2 separate regions of the Homo sapiens genome follow, and region 2 is linked to region 1. A link is an interaction called in ENCODE POLR2A ChIA-PET data of the cell type or tissue named here. Cell type or tissue: CD4-positive, alpha-beta T cell. All regions are shown on one strand. Each heading gives the region's core, and the rest is flanking DNA. Links, peaks and the distances in the headings are about the cores only.

Region 1 (2,923 bases), core at 247-2,746:
ATATATTTTCACGGTGGGTAAAAACAAATGTAAGAATGCTTTTTTTTCTGGAAAGTGCTCAACTAATAATATGCAAAATGAACAAAAGTATATCTGTGAGAGAATATTAGAAATAATCTAGAGCTGGGAAAGAAGAAAAGTTATCAAATTTGTTAATAATCCAAATGCCTCTTCAGCACTAAATTGTGTGCAAAATTACAAATACACAAGAAAGATAACGTTTTATTTTGCAGGTAAAATAATTTGGAGATCAATGAAAACTTTAAATTTTTCCAGGTTTTTAAAAGCTTGTATGTGAAGCTGAAGCTTTGTAAATGTATTAAACTTTTTATTTAAAATGTCGGTTACTTACTTGAAAGAGTTATCAGGTTTATCTAATCTACACTGTAATGTGGCCAGCATTTAAATTGTTGCTATATAAATAGCAATCCAAATAATAAAATGAAAAATAGCAAATAATTGTTCTTACCTCTATGCTTAGTTATAGTTGCTTGTTAAGCTGCTTCATGGGTTGAGACAAACTACCAGCACTTCAAAGAGCTCAGTTCTCTGCTCAACTCTCTTCTCTAGTTACATTATTTTTTTTCCTCTGCAAAAGGATAGTCCACCAAAAGAGGAAGTTATGAAATAACAGTCATTATGCTTTATCCATTTTATGGGGCATGGAAAATTATTCATAAAGCTTACACTTGAAATCACAGCAACAGGCTATAATTGGTGCCTGTACACATATATAATTAAAGTATATGCATGTTTATATGTGTAAGCAAATTTTAGAAAAGTTAAGCTATTGAAACCTATAGTTGGCCTGGCACGGTGGCTGACGCCTGTAATCCCAGCACTTTGGGAGGCTGAAGCGGGCAGATTACCTGAGGTCAGGAGTTCAAGACCAGCCTGGCCAACATAGTGAAACTCCGTCTCTACTAAAAATACAAAAGTTAGCCTGGCATGGTGGCAGGCGTCTGAATCCCACTTACTCAGGAGACTGAGGCAGGAGAATCGCTTGAACTCAGGAGGCGGAGGTTGCAGTGAGCTGAGATCGCGGCCATTGCTTTCCAGGCTGGGAGACACAGTGAGACTCCATTTCAAAAAAGAAAAGAAAAGAAAAGAAACCTATACTTGATTAAGTAGTGCTCGTTTACATAAGGAAGCATCTCCTGTGTGGCTCAATGATCACAGAAAACATTGCTCTATGCAGAAGAAAACTGTCCAGCTGATATATGGGAATTAACTTGCTTTTACAAGTCTAATTAATTTAAAGTCTTTGAAGTATGACACAAATGCTAATCTGACTACAGGCATCTTATTAAAGGAAGAAAAAAAAAAAACCTCCAGTAAACAGACATTTTCCTGGAATTTGGGTAGCGGTTTTTTACCTACAAGTCTCAAACTTCCTTTCTCATGAATAGTTGCCTGTTACATATAGATAAAGCACTGCAAAACTGAAACTGTTACTTACACATGAACTATGGTCTTTCACTACTTCAGCCACAAGAGTAAAAAACAGGTGCAGAGGTGCAGATCCTGCAAAACTGAACATTTAGCTGGCTAAGTTTCTTACAGGTTGGAGTAGTAAATGAGAATATTTAAAGGACAGTAGGGACAATGGTTGAAAAAAGACATAAAAAAGTTGATCAAAGCAAGTACTACTGCCAAATTCAAATAAAAGGATATATACAAATATATTTATCATGGGTTTAGGTTGCCAGATAATAGAAGCCAATGTGTAGCTTCATTTTTTATGTGTGGCAGTTGCTCCCAAACTCCCTTGCTCATTGGGGAAGAAGGAGATGGATTGCAAGAGCAATACAGTAATTATGCAAACCTCCACATGTTGCAAGAACCACTTTCTGGACTTTAGAAGCTATCATGCTGTCACTGCACCACACTCTTTGCTTTTTATTTAACCTTATGTCCAAAGAGGCATTAAAGAGTACTTAGACTGGGCACAGTGGCTCACGCCTGTAATCCCAGCACTTTGGGAGGCCGAGGTGGGTGGATCACTTGAGGTCAGGAGTTCGAGATCAGCCTGGCCAACATGGTGAAACCCCATCTCTACTAAAAAAAATACAAAAATTAGCCAGGCACTTTGGCAGGCCCCTGTAATCCCAGCTACTCAGGAGGCTGAGGCAGGAGAATCCCTTGAACCTGAGAGGCAGAGTTTGCAGTGAGCCGGGATCCTGCCACTGCACTCCAGCCTCGGCCATAGGGTGAGACTCCGTCTCAAAAACAAACAAACAGAGTAATTAGGAGATGATTAGAAGCTGAAATATTTTCCATTTCACCTAAACTCATACTTAATGTGAGTTTGCAGGAAGTTAAATAAACCAAATGCAGAAAGCTGTCCCCTCCATAAAACGCACAAAAAACAAAAACAAATAAACGAACAAAACCCCAGTATGTCATTGATATCAAATTTTATTTGAATTCCTTTGTGAACTACTTATAAGGAAATCCCTACAGAGAAGTTGTCAATGTGATTAAAATTGCTTAGATTCTATGTGTTTAGACAAATTTTAAATATTATTGTATTTGGGTATCATTATATAAAACACTAGGCTTATCAGTCCCCAAAGACCCAGTCACACTCTGGAAGCATAGTCCTCAATGTCTGCTGTAATTTTAATGTATTTCCTCAATATTTGTGTACCTTTTGCCTGAATAGTGGATGTATATCTCTACTTCTCTTCTTCTCTAATGATCCCTTCCAGGCTGATAAATATGCTCAAGTTTCTTCCCTATTAAAAATTCCTCCTCTGACTGACTTGTCATATTACTTTCTTTTTCTTCATCAGAACTTTTTGAGAAAGTTGCCCACATTGACTTGAGCCCTTATATCTTTTTTGTATGTGTGTATGGTAGAATATATTTAACAAAATTTACCATTTGAACCATTTTTAAATGTACAGTTCAGAGGCATTAA
Region 2 (2,901 bases), core at 402-2,901, 67 kb before region 1:
TCTGATAGCTACTAAATACCCAGTATGCCCAGAAATTTCATCTTCTCAAACCCATGTTTTTTGAGAGCAAACATGCTCTTTATGCCATATCATGAACAAAATAGAATCAACGATTCTTATATTTACATGGTCAAATTTTTGTCCAATTACATATAACAAAAGTCTTAAAAAGAATAGTGTGAGCTATTTTTAAATACATCATTAAAATTAATGTATTCACATGAAAAAAATTCTACCTACTAGATCTAAATATTTCAGCATTATTGATAATTATTACAAATAAACAAAAAATTAAAATAAACTACTGAAATTTTAGTCCTAGAAAATTTCTGAAATGTAATACTCAAAATCACAAACAAGCATGACATACAATAAGATATATGAATCATTGTCAAAGAGGTGGTGAATGGTTTCATCTGGATTTTAACTTAATATAGTACAACTTGTAAAGATTTACAAAGGTTTTTAAGCATATTTCTGTCTTACTAGGCATATATTAGAAACAATATAATATAAATAAATGCCTAGTAAGATGAATAAAATCTCAGCCTCTTATAAAATAATGCCTTGAGCTGGGCGCAGTGGCTCACGCCTGTAATCCCAGCACTTTGGGAGACCAAGGCAGACGGATCACGAGGTCAGGAGTTTGATACCAGCCTGACCAACATGGTGAAACCCCACCTCTAGTAAAAATACAAAAATTAGCTGGGCATGGTGGTGCATGCCTGTAATCCCAGCTACTCAGGAGGCTGAGGCAGGAGAATCGCTTGAACCCAGGAGGCGGAGGTTGCAGTAAGCTGAGATGGCACCACCACACTCCAGCCTGAGCGACAGAGTGGGACTCTGTCTCAAAAAAAAAAAAAAAAAAAAAAAAAGTCTCATGGTTCTGTGCATTAGAAAAATAACAGTTATACTACTTTTGTGATTTAAAATATATTATATTTCAAGCAAAAAAAAAGTTATGAAATGAAACACTTCCTTATCTGATGCCTTTACCTCAATTCCAAGCTTTATCTTGAAATCCTGAAATTCTCATGGGTTCCCCCCAACCCCCCCAAACAGTCTATTATTCTGATTTGCTATACTGTTCATCCTGTCTGCGGCATGACTTAAAATTCTTCTGGACTTTAGGTTCAGACTCTGTATTGTTAGAATATTAGTTAAAATTTTAATATAAATTTCCCACACCAAATGAGAAAATCTAAACAAGCAATTATTCAGAAGTGACTTTCTAGATTAAGAAAAAATGTGAATGAGCATGTTTTAAACAGCACAGTTGCTTAAATTTAGGCAACTGAAATGATTTAACAAATACTTGCCCACGTATGTACAACAGTCTAATATGTAGTTTCTCTAATAATCAATATACTATATTTTTGTCTATACGAGGTCACTGTATAGTGCTTCATAATCTTGCTATTTAAACAAGTTAAACTTAGCATAAAGACTAAAAGCATAGGCTCTGAAGACAGACTTTCTACACTGAATCTCAGTTCAGCATCTCCTGACTGTGTAACCTCGTAAGGGTTAATTGTTCTTAGCTTCTTTAGTTTATATAATCAATAGATGAGGATCAAATCAGGGGAATAAAATTAGCTGTTTCTACATGTGCTACCTAAAAATCAATCTGACTCAGTTTTATCTCACTGAATTATAGAAACTGATGATGAGCTTAGTATAAATCTCTTACCATACAAAAATTAGTGGTGTACTCATTCTGACTAATACAAGCACGTATAGTCTTTTACAGCACACATAACCACAGCTAAAATTCATCTGCTCCTCCTACACTGACTATGCAGCGGTTTCCAAAATATTTCATAACAAACTTCTCAGATACACAGGAAGGCATTTAATGCTTACTTGTGTGTTACCTGAGCAAATTTGTGTTCTACTGGAACATTTTAAAATTAAAGACTAGAAGGGTTTTAAAGTATTTTATTATCCTATGATTATTTTAATCTTCGTTGTGCTTTTCAGAAGCTCGAAAGCTTATAATCACCACTAGTCTATCAACACCCAAAAAGGCAAAGACTAGTTATAAATGCTTCCTAGGATTGGGAGATGTTACTACTTATTTCCAGTCTATGAACGATTAGATGAGCAAAGATATCTGAAAGCAAATTATCGTCTGAATGCAGTAATATGGAAAAGAAGGAATTACAGATGTAATTTATCCATCACAAGCAGATCCTAAACACTGATTATGTCTGTATTTTTGCAGAAAATTGAAAATGATAGAAAAGCTTCCTAGCTTTTCTGACTTTAATTTTCCATGTTTTACTTTGTGTAATTTACTGTCAGCTATTAACAGCAGATGCTTCTTGCCTTATTTGAGAACAGCCTGGACTTAAGTATAAGTGATTCTGAGATCCAGAAGCCTACGCACTAGGTCTGATTTTTATGCAGAGAGATAAATTCTAACTTAAGATACTGTACTCATATGAGGTCTGGAGAAAACAGGGTCTTGGATCTCAACCTCATATTAACATAAACTAAAATATAAATATAGCTTAATAAATCTAGACAGCTTCAGAACAATTTTGCTGGGCCTAAAATTGTGATCTAGGGTTAAAATACAGGTCGTTACCAACTGACCCATGATGATTCAGGGACAGCTGCCACAGTCTGGTGGCCTGTGGCTATGTGAAGTCTTTTACTGGGGATTCCCTCTAGTTCTTTTATTCCCACTTGTGATGTCATAATTAATAGTGTGAGAGAGAGGGAAGGGGAAAAAGGAAAGATAAACCACCAGAGCCATTTCTTTCTCTCTTCCTCAAGTATCTCTTTCACTGACCCTGCAATTGCTGTCGAGAAACTTCCCCCTCCTAACCATTGCCGCCACCACCTAATATACTAGTCTCCCTGTTAGTAACCGGCTCCTTGAGGACTGTATTGTTA

What was found. ChIA-PET counts read pairs that join two places held together with the same protein. Peaks named below come from ENCODE experiments on the same cell type or tissue, not always from the same donor. Only the 100,000 strongest peaks of a DNase experiment are listed, where the experiment ranks them.
Region 2: POLR2A ChIA-PET joins it to region 1 with 14 read pairs; 9 of 35 experiments call an interaction of 5 or more read pairs at or near these places.

The regions. Positions count from the first base shown.
Region 1 is chr3:152,241,987-152,244,909 of GRCh38, reverse strand. It overlaps a transcript of MBNL1 not described here. Among named protein-coding and RNA genes, the nearest start is that of MBNL1, 25 kb to the left of the region's middle. RefSeq lists enhancers at 1,085-1,214, 1,345-1,404. In CD4-positive, alpha-beta T cell, for the core only: no CTCF peak of the experiment used is centred there; DNase peaks (open chromatin) are centred at 559, 1,059, 1,449 and 1,810; H3K4me3 peaks cover 2,034 bases; H3K27ac peaks cover 2,296 bases.
Region 2 is chr3:152,308,976-152,311,876 of GRCh38, reverse strand. All of the region lies in intron 2 of MBNL1 (muscleblind like splicing regulator 1), which reads right to left. Among named protein-coding and RNA genes, the nearest start is that of MBNL1-AS1, 41 kb to the right of the region's middle. In CD4-positive, alpha-beta T cell, for the core only: no CTCF peak of the experiment used is centred there; DNase peaks (open chromatin) are centred at 1,766 and 2,660; H3K27ac peaks cover 1,175 bases.